Regions from separate parts of the Homo sapiens genome. Here region 2 is linked to region 1. A link is a loop called in an ENCODE intact Hi-C map of the cell type or tissue named here. Cell type or tissue: A673. All regions are shown on one strand. Links, peaks and the distances in the headings refer to the core of each region. The heading gives the core; the rest is flanking DNA. Region 1 has its middle 15 kb from the start of TEAD4. Region 2 overlaps TEX52 (testis expressed 52).

Region 1 (5,370 bases), core at 267-5,266:
AGAGGGTAGAGTGTACATTCTTTGCATGCCTGCCCAGGTCCGCTTCCCAGGTTTGTTCTTGTTGGCATTGTTTACTGGTTCAGCAGCAACACAAATGAACTATCTCATAGACCCCATCGCTTGCCTCTGAATGTTAACGTTTTGTTTGTTTTTTGAGACGAAGTCTTGCTTTATCACCCAGGCTGGAGTGCAGTGGGCATGACCTCGGCTCACTGCAACCTCTGCCTCCCAGGTTTCAGCAATTCTCCTGCCTCAGCCTCCTGAGAAGCTGGGACTACAGGCGTGCGCTACTACACCCAGCTAATTTTTGTATTTTAAGTGGAGAAGAGGTTTCACCATGTTGGCCACGCTGGTCTCGCCTTGGCCTCCAAAAGTGCCAGGATTACAGGCATGAGCCACTGCACCCGGCCTTTTTTTTTTTTTTTTTTTTTTTTTTTTGAGACGGAGTCTGGCTCTGTTGCCAGGCTGGAGTGGAGTGGGGTGATATTGGCTTACTGCAACCTCTGCCTCCTGGGTTCAAGCAACTCTCCTGCCTCAGCCTCCCGAGTAGGTGGGACTACAGGCGTAAGCCACTGCGCTCGGCACCCCCCCCTCCTTTTTTTTTTTTGAGACAGGGTCTCCTGTTGTCCAGGCTGCAGTGCAGTAGTGTGATCTTGGCTTACCACAGCCTCAACTTCCTGAGCTCAAGGGATCCTCCTACCTCAGCCTCCTGAGTAGCTGGAACTATAGGCATGTGCCACCAAGACTGGCTAATTTTTTGTATTAAAGTACAGACAGGGCTTCACTGTGTTTTTCAGGCTCGAACTCCTGGGCTGAAGTGAGCCTCCCACCTCGGCCTTACAAAGTGCTAGAATTACAGGCACGAAATACCATGCCCGGCCTTCACATTTTTAAGCTGCCCTATGTTCAGAAGTTGAAAAAAAATGCTGGGTGTGGTGACTTATGCCCAGCACTTTGGGAGGCCGAGATGGGAGGATCATTTGAGGTCAGGAGTTCCAGACCAGTCTGGCCAACATGGCAAAACCCTGTCTCTACTAAAAATACAAAAATTACCTGGGTGTGGTGGCGGGTGCCTGTAATCTCAGTTGCTTGGGAGGCTGAGGCAGGAGAATCACTTGGACTGGGAAGGCAGAGTTTGCAGTGAGCCAAGATTGTGCCACTGCACTCCAGCCTGAATGCGACTCTGTCTCAAAAAAAAAAAAAGTGTCCACAAAGCTTTCCTAGGCTTTCTGGCTCTTATCAGCATCACAGTGATGAACACATGGAAAGAAGCAAGAAGAGCCTAAAAATCAGGACAAGAGCTGGAGTCGATTCTTACAACTTGATTTTTCCTTTTTTATTTTTTTAGTCTTCCACATGCACAACATGTATTTTCTTTTTCATATGATTCTTTTTGGCTAAGGTGCATGGGTGGCCAGTTTTTCTGTTTTTTTTTTTTTTTTTGAGACAGGGTCTGGCTCTGTTGCCCAGGCTGGAGTGCAGTGGTGTGATCTTGGCTCACTGCAACCTCTGCCTCCTGGGCTCAAACCATCCTCCCACCTCAGTCTCCTGAGTAGCTGGGACTACAGGCATCCACCACCCCCAACTAATTTTTTAATTTTTGATAGAGACAGGGTTTCACCATGTTGCCCAGATTGGTATTGAACTCCTGGGCTCAAGCGATCCTCTCCCCTTGGCCTCCCAGAGTGTTGGGATTACAGGCATGAGCCACCGTGCCTGGCCCAAATAGATTCTTTGTGACACAGTTTTGTACACTAGTGATCAGGGACATACTGGTGGGCATTGACATGAAAGATTTCAGCAAGTGTCAATTACAAGTCTAAAAACAGGCCTGCAAAAGGCTCTTTTTGATCAGTTTAATAGATCATAGAAGAAATGAACTAGCATCAATTCATTTCCTTGAGATCAGCATTGTAAGTGCAGAAATAAAGTGATGGTTCGACTAAGGCAAAATCTTCCTGGGTTCTGACCCTATTTCTGCCAATGATTTGCCATGTGCCTCCTTTATAGATTGAGAGACTTTGAACTACGTGCCCTTTTACATTCTTTTTTTTTCTTTTTCTTTTTTTTTTTTTTTTGAGACAGAGTCTTGCTCTGTTGCCCAGGCTGGAGTGCGGTAGTGGGATCTCGGCTCACTGCAAGCTCCGCCTCCCGGGTTTACGCCACTCTCCTGCTTCAGCTTCCCGAGTAGCTGGGACTACAGGCGCCTGCCACCACGCCTGGCTAATTTTTTGTATTTTTAGTAGAGACGGGGTTTCACCGTGTTAGCCAGGATGGTTTCGATCTCCTGACCTCATGATCCGCCCGCCTCGGCCTCCCAAAGTGCTGGGATTACAGGCGTGAGCCACCACGCCCGGCTACATTCTTGAATTACATGTTTCTCCCCACTCATGCTGACAACACTCTGGCATTCCCCTGTTTTGAGCTGAACTCACTGGTTACCCCTGGACAGCTTCATGTTCATGGCTCATGTTCATTAGCTCTGTTCATGGCTAAGGACGGCTAGCCTGAGAGGTGACACAGAGTTCAGGGAAAGCACAGATTGCCTCAGCGAAGGCACCATGGAGAGGAGACCGGAATTGTGGAAGAAACAGGATCGTGCACTGAGAACTGTCCTCTTTATTCTACCAAGTACGATTTATTAGCCAAGTTGACATTTGTCGATTTGGTTATAGTAACTCTTACAAGCAATTCTTAAGACACACACACAGCTTGCTCCTGAACTCCAGCATGTTGCAAGCTGCGTTTTTCCTCGGCCTCCAGCTCCTGCCCGGGAACTGTCTGCACGTCTAACACCTGCTTCTCTTCAGTCCACAGCTCTCTCAGCCTGGCCCACGCAGGCCCCAGCCAGGGGCATGCCAAGGACTTGGCAGTTTCTGTGCCACCTCCTGAGACACGTTTCCTGACCACTGGCATAGTGGATCATTTTGCCTCCTTTCCTGCTTACGTCTCCTCGTTATCACTGTCGATGGATATGCTTTAAAAGTCTCACAGTCTTTTTTATCAACCAATAGACTCCCCTCATCCACTAAAAGCTAAGGCTGCCACAAATGAAGGGGTGCAGTGAGAACGGCAGATGGTTCCATGGCGCCACCCACTGTCCAGGAATGCATGTTGCAGGTGCGTTAAACGGGCAGACCCCGCACAGGTGAGGAAGTCACCAGGCGAAAACAGCAAGCCGACCACATGACCATGCAGTTACCAAGCACCTCGTGTTAGACCATGGCTCTCTTCTGAAAGCCTGAGAACACTAATATTTCTGGAGTTTAGAAACTAGTTAAGGTGCCAGGCGCGGTGGCTCACGCCGAGGCGGGAGGATGACGAGGTCAGGAGATCGAGACCATCCTGGCTAACACGGTGAAACCCCGTCTCTACTGAAAATACAAAAAATTAGCTGGGCACGGTGGTGGGCGCCTGTAGTCCCAGCTACTCGGGAGACTGAGGCAGGAGAATGGCGTGAACCCGGGAGGCGGAGCTTGCAGTGAGCCGAGATGGCGCCACTGCAGTCCGGCCTGGGCAACAGAGCAAGACTCTGTCTCAAAAAAAAAAAAAAAAAAAAAAAAAAAAGAAAGAAACGAGTTAAGGTATTCTAGGTAAAATGCCCAGGATCTGGCCGGCACAGAATAAACACTAAGTATAGTGGCAGATATCTATATTATCTTTTTTTACTTTGAGGCAGGGTCTCACTCTGTTACCCAGGCTGGAGTGCAGTGGCATGATCTCACTGCAGTCTTGACCTTCCCAGGCTCAAGTGATCCTTCCATTTCAGCCTCCGGAGCTGCTGGGATACAGGCATACAGGCGTGAGCCACCACGCCCAGCTAATTTTTTTTTTTTTTTGTATTCTGTAGAGATGGGGTTTCATCATGTTGCCCAGGCTGGTCTTGAACTCCTGGGCTCAAGCAATCCTCTCACCTCAGCCTCCCAAAGTGCTGGGGTTACAGGTGTGAGCCATTGTGCCTGGCCATAATTTTTATTAATGTTCTTTAAAAATAAAACAATGAGCTCGAATGGTGGCTCGCACCTGTAATCTCAGCACTTTGGAAGGCTAAGGTGGGAGGATTGCTGGAGCCCAGAAGTTCCAGACCAGCCTGGGCAACATAGGGAGACCCCATCTCTACAAAAATAAATTAGCCAAGCACTGTGGCACGAGCCTGTAGTCCCAGCTACTCGGGAGGCTGAGGTGGGAGGATGGCTTGAGCCCAGGAGGCTGCAGTGAGCCAAGATTGTACCACTGCACTCCAGCTGGGCAAAAGAGTGAAACCCTGTCTCTAAGAAAAAACTTAACAGAACAATTATCTTCTTAGCCACGCACTTATAGAGAATGGCTTATACATGTTTATAAAGCAAATTTAGATGGTTTTTCAGAGACAATAGGAGAGGACAGAAGCACAGCACGGTTTAATCAGGTTACTCCACACACCAGTGCTAGCCCAGCCCTGATCCTACCTCCCTTTCCTCACTTTGTACCCATCTCTCTTGTTTTTACTTGAAGTAACTGCCTGTACAAATATTAGCCCTGATGTTGTTGGAAATTTTTGAAGTATTTCAAATACAAAATGGGCCTCCAAGATTCTTTATAGATGGGCCTTGTCTTTTGGTCCGTCAGGCCTGAGCCCCAACACGGCTTTGGCCATGACCAAAGCGGGGTAAAGCTGGGGGCTTAGGTGGGGGCAGGCTTTTTCCTGGTCTATCACCAGCCTTTACTATACCTCTTTGGTTTAACATTGGGGCTCTCAAGCCACAGGGTTTAACATCTAGTTAAGCACTTTCTACCTAGATTCTGCCCCTTGTCATGAATCTTAAGTGTTTCAAGAATAATTATGCAAGGCCGGGCGCGGTGGCTCACGCCTGTAATCCCAGCACTTTGGGAGGCCGAGGCGGGCGGATCACGAGGTCAGGAGATCGAGATCATCCTGGCTAACACGGTGAAAGCCCGTCTCTACTAAAAAATACAAAAAATTAGCCAGGTGTGGTGGCGGGTGCCTGTAGTCCCAGCTACTCGGGAGGCTGAGGCAGGAGAATGGCCTGAACCCAGGAGGCGGAGCTTGCAGTGAGCCAAGATCGCGCCACTGCACTCCAGCCTGGGCAACAGAGCGAGACTCTGTCTCAAAAAAAAAAAAAAAAAAGAATAATTATCCAGCAGTTCTCTTTCTTCCGTAGTTTGGGAGTAGGAAGATTAGGAAGGAAGAATGGTTTGAGGAGAAAGGAGGGTGACAGGCAGAAGAGGGCTAGGAAGTAGAGCAGCATTTTTAAAGTGTGTCTAGGCCGGGTGTGGGCGCGGTGGCTCACACCTGTAATCCCAGCACTTTGGGAGGCCGAGGCGGGCAGATCACTTGAGGTCAGGAGTTTGAGAGTAGCCTGGCCAAAA
Region 2 (5,370 bases), core at 135-5,134, 98 kb before region 1:
GCCCAGGAGTTCAGCCTGGGCAAGCATGGCGAAACCCCATCTCTACTAAAAATACAAAAAAAAATAGCCAGGCATGGTGGCACACGCTTGTGGTCCCAGCTACTCAGGAGGCTGAAGTGGGAGGATTGCTTGAGCCTGGGAGGTAGAGGTTGCAATGAGCTGAGATCACACAGCTACACTCCAGCGTGGGTGAGAGTGAGACCCTGTCTCAAAAAAAATAAAATAAGGCTGGGCATGGTGGCTGATGCCCGTAATCGCAGCACTTTGGGAGGCTGAGGTGGGCGGATCACATGAGGTCAGGAGTTCGACACCAGCCTGTCCAATGTGACGAAACCCTGTCTCTACTAAAAATACAAAAATTAGCTGAGCATAGCGGTGTGCGCTTGTAATCCCAGCTACTTGGGAAGCTGAGACAGGAGAATCACCTGAACCAAGGAGGCAGAGGTTGCAGTGAGCCAATATCACACCACTGCACTCCAGCCTGGACAGCAGAGCAAGACCCTGTCTCAAAATAATAATTATAATAAATTAAATAATAGTAAACTGTATGCCTCAGCTTAGTATCTCCAAGGTGGAAATCATACAGGACCTACCTTCAGCACTCCTGTCCCTCCCTCTTTGTTTATCTTTTTTATTTCCCGCTTCCATTCCCCTGTATTTTTCCCTCCTCCTTGCCTAAGCTGTGGGCCTGCACTTGGCACCCTTGGACACGACCTCCCCTTCCTAGTGATACTCAGACTAAAGAAGTCACTGACTATTGTTTGGGAACCATGTCATGATACCTAGTGTCAACGTTCCATAAACACCCAGTAAACATAAGTGTGGTCTAAGGGAAGCCACACATCGAAATTCCTGTCTTGGAATTTGGACAATGGCAAGATGCAGCCACATTCTTTACAAGCGTGGAGGCGTTCGTGAGGCTCTGCCCTGGGACTGGCAGGGAATGAACTGGCTTGGGACTAACATAAGTGGAGCAGCTATGTGAAGAGCCACGGGAACCGCTACCTGTGATGGCAGGTGGGCAGCAGCCACTATTGACACTGTGTAATGAAAAGAGCAAATGTGTGCGGCTCGGTGGCAGCACAACTAAGGACAGGGCTCAGTGATGGAAAAGAGGCATGAAGACAAGGGGCTCCCAGCAAGTGAGGCAGCGATGAGTTGGAATGAAGGCTGGAGGGTCGCAGGGAAGCTGGAAAGTGAGTTGGGTGGGGACTGTCTGCAGAGGGGATCTTGGCTCGAGTTTGTCATCTCAAGGAGCAGCTATGGGGCTTTTTGAGGCATGGTAATTAGATGAGACAACCCTGGCAGGGCATGACTGGCAACGTGGGTGGCCCTGTATGGTCCCCCAGGGGTTCCCAGTCCCCACAGCTTCCCGACTCCCTGGCCCCAGCCATTCCTCAAGCTCCCAGCAGCTCAGGAACTTGCGTCAGCAGCTCAGGTCATGACACCAAGATCAGGCTTGGAAAGGGGGAGGTGGAGGGAGGGGAGTTTTTGGCCCGGAAATGGCTGGGAAGACTTCCTTTGCTGGGATTAACTGTTGTCCGTGAAGCTGGTGGCATTCAGCAGGGCACAGGGTGTTCTGGGGAGTGAAGTATGTGGGGGAAAGGGGTGTCCATACCTTCACCCCTGCCTCCCTCTCAGAGCTGCACTCCAGCTGTGGTGAAAGAGTGGATCTTTAGGCAGATACAGATACAGAGATTCCCCCCACCCCACCCCACCAAAGGCTTTCAGGACCTCTAGGTTCATTCGTGTGTGGGGATGGAGTAAGGAGGTTGCTCATGCTTGCCAGCCAAGTGTATGTAGGCTGAGCTGGGGTGATTTTCTTTTTCTTTTTTTTGTTGAGTTAGGGTCTCACTGTATTCCCCAGGCTGGTCTGAAACTCCTGGGCTCAAGCGATCCTCCTGCCTCAGCCTCCCAAGTAGCTGGGACTACAGGTGCACACCACTGCACCTGCCTGGCTGGGGGTTGCCTCGTTAGGGTCCCCAGGCCCGGAAGGTCGCGTGCTTGCTATTGCTGCCCCGCAGACCCCCATGGCCTGCTGGAGCTAGGGGGCGCCAGAAGCCTTACTTCTGTGTCTCTGGCCGATGAACAAGAGAGCCTGGATACTGCTGCAGAGCAGAGGCTGTTCCGGAGAGCAGGGCTGGAAGGTGGTGGGGCGGGGTGAAGTCCTGACTAGAGGCTGGGAGCTTCTGGGTGGGCAGGGTCTGCCAGGGCAGGAGCCTGTGTGAGTGCAGCTTCCTTTCTGCCCGCCCCTAGCTTAAGGCCAGAGAGTAGGCAGCTTGTTTTCAAGAATCCCAATGGCTTTCTTCCTCCCACTCCCTAAATCTTCTTGCCCACCCTCTAACCATGCCCAGGGCCTCTCGCTGTGAGGTGGCAAGTAGCCCGAGAAGCAGATGGTAGCCCAGGCCTTGCAGTCCCCGCTCCAGCACACCCCTCCCGTCCTCTCGCCAGGAGGCTGCCTGGCTTTGTGGTCCGGAGCAAGTCACTTCTCGACGGGCTTCACTTTGCCCATCTGAAGTCTGAGGTTGTTAGGCGTGTTTTCTAATGGCCTGCCCAGCTCTGACATTTTTGGATCCTATGTAAAGGGAACCCTCCTTTCCACCCTCATTCCCAGTCCAGAGTGAGGAGATTGGGTAAATTCCCAGAGCCCTGGCACTCCCGTGGAGCACTCAGGAAACGCTCCTTCACCCCTCAATTCTGCTCTCACACACCCCGTCACACATAGACTCACATACACCAAGCAGAGAGGAGCAAAGAGAAGGACCATGTAAGACAATCACGGACATGGCGTTAGAAGGAAACTGAGAAACGCTCTACAAGAGTTCGATGTATTACATTATTTTTAATTTAGATGAAATTCACATAACACAAAATTTACCATTTTAAAGTGTACGTACACTTCAGTGGCTTTTCATATATTCACAGTGTTGTGCAACCACTACCCCTATCTAGTTCAAAAATATTTTCAGTTCTCCCCTCCTCCAGCATCTGGGAAGCATCCATTCACCTTCCAGCTCTGTGGCTTTGCAGGTTCTAGACATTTCATGTAAATGCAGTCATATAATATGTGGCTTTTTGTGTCTGGCTTTTTTCATTTAGCATAATGTTTTCAAGGTTTATCCATGTTGTAACATGTATTCTTTTAAAAAAAATTTTAATGTGTAAAATATACATATCATAACATTTACCTTTTAATCATTCATAAGTACACAAATCAGTGGCATGAGGTGGTCCCTTCCCAATGTTGTGCTGTCATCACCACTGTCTGTTTTCAGAACTTTGTCATCATCATCCCCAACAGAAACCCTGTACCCATTAAACAGTAACTCCCGGCCAGACGCGGTGGCTCACGCCTGTAATCCCAGTAATTCCAGCACTTTGGGAGGCCGAGGTGGGCGGATCACAAGGTCAGGAGATCGAGCCCATCCTGGCCAACACGGTGAAACCCCGTCTCTACTAAAAATACAAAAAATTAGCCGGGCATCGTGGCGCACGCCTGTAGTCCCAGCTACTCGGGAGGCTGAGGCAGGAGAATTGCTTGAACCCAAGAAGTGGAGATTGCAGTGAGCCAAGATCACGCCACTGCACTCCAACCTGGGTGACAGAGTAAGACTGTCCAAAAAAAAAAAAAAAAAGCCCCCCAAAAAAATCACTGACTCCCCATGCCCTTCCTCCAAGCCCCTGATATCTTCTATTCAACTTTCTGTCTCTATACGTTTGCCTATTCTAGGTACCTCACGTAGGTGAAATCATACAATATGTGTGTGGCCTTTTGTGTCTGGCTTCTTTCACTCAGCATGATGTTTTCAAGTTTCATCCACACTGTAGCATCTATCAATACTCAATTTCTTTTTATGGCTACATAATATTCTATCTACTTATTATTTTTATTCTATGAACACTGATTGACAGCTTCATTTCTGGAGGGCCACCAGTGTGCTACACACTTTGCAGGTCCTTCACCTATATTCTTGTATTTATTCCATTTATTTATAAACTAATGGTCCCCATTGTGCAGGTGAGGAACCTGAAAGCCAGAGGGAATAGTGACTTTTCCAAAGGTCACATTGCTGCTTAGTGGTTAAAGCAGCTCTAGAGCCCTGTGATGTCTTGATTCCCAGGTGCCTGCAGGGCTTGAGAGAAATGGAGACAAAGAAGGCCGTGGGCAGGAGGCCAAGAGAAGCCCAGCAGGTGTGACCATCAATGTGGGAATGTGATGGGGGTGGGAGGAGGTGAGGTAGGGCCCCCACCATTTCAGCTTCTTCCCCTCCAGCCACCTTCCCATCACCCTCCCCAACCATCTCCACCCCAGCCAGGGCCAACACCATTCTGACTGTTGCTTTGCCTGCCTCTACTTTACCCCTGGTCTTTGACTCCCTGATAGAAAAAGCTGAGGCCCAAGGCCTCTGGGCTGACTGCTCTTTTGGCATAAGTCCTCCACACCCTTCCCCCACAGGTATCCCCAACAGGGTGTGGAGAGGCCGCTCTTTTACCTTGAAGTTCTACTTTGTTCTACTCTTGTTCCTCTGCTGAGACCTGGTTAGCCTTCCTGGGGCCTGACTCTCCCATTCTCCAGCACCAGCCCTGACCTGACCTCTCCTCCTCCAAACCCTGCATGGGGCCCTGCAACCAAGCACAGCTGTGTCTGGTCTTTGTCCAGACATCAAATGGTCCAGGGAGGGGGTGGCATTTTGGTTATTTTTGCCTAAGAGGCTTTCTATACCCTGACCAATCCCAGCCTCATTCCCAATGGGTTATGAGAGTGGAGATAGCTTCTTCTTATCCATGTTTCTTACAGTGCCTCTTCCCCCACCCCAACAGACACACACACGCACACACACACACACACACACACACACACACACACTCCTTCCTTCCCACTTCTCCTCTCCTTAGGAACTGGAGCCCCTCCCTGTTCTCCCTGCTCTACCCAGCCTCCTGGCCGCAGTCCTCCCACCTTCGATGAGAGTCCTCCAAGGAAGAAATATAACAATTTAGAATTTCAGTTGAATCTCCAATAGCCTGGGGTACAGAGGTGGCTTGAGGCTGGGAGGATGGTGGAGAGGCTGTTCTGCAGAAGCCAGAGTCCTTTTGCTACCCCAGGGCCTCTTGCTGAAGGAGCATTGATTGAGAACACTGGAGCCTGGGGCTCTGGGTATCACGATCGTCCCCTCTGGAAGCCCTTCTAGAAGTGTCCAGGTCTTCTCTTCCTCTTCCTTGCTGGGGATTTGCTTGCTTGTGCCTTGGAGAGATGGTGGAGGGGTAAGGCAGTTCTGTCCTTTATCAGGGTTTGGAAATCCCTTATGAGGTCCTGGCTCAGGGGCGCGCTGGGCAGCAAGGCCAGCTTTAGCACCTTCTCCTGGTAGTGAG

The links. Hi-C counts contacts between places; a loop is a spot of excess contacts. Peaks named below come from ENCODE experiments on the same cell type or tissue, not always from the same donor. Only the 100,000 strongest peaks of a DNase experiment are listed, where the experiment ranks them.
Region 2: it touches region 1 in a loop (6-fold over the local background); 46 of 110 quality-filtered maps call a loop at or near these places.

What each region holds. Positions count from the first base shown.
Region 1 is chr12:2,941,701-2,947,070 of GRCh38, forward strand. No RefSeq gene overlaps it. Among named protein-coding and RNA genes, the nearest start is that of TEAD4, 15 kb to the right of the region's middle. In A673, for the core only: a CTCF peak has its summit at 3,097 (motif pointing left); a DNase peak (open chromatin) is centred at 3,081.
Region 2 is chr12:2,844,046-2,849,415 of GRCh38, forward strand. TEX52 (testis expressed 52) reads right to left here. Exons shown (of 3, transcript NM_001365174.2): 3 at 5,001-5,370. The coding sequence ends at 5,186. It also overlaps a transcript of ITFG2 not described here. Among named protein-coding and RNA genes, the nearest start is that of TEX52, 10 kb to the right of the region's middle. RefSeq lists enhancers at 782-1,769, 1,770-2,755. In A673, for the core only: a CTCF peak has its summit at 2,048; DNase peaks (open chromatin) are centred at 1,426 and 2,116; H3K27ac peaks cover 825 bases.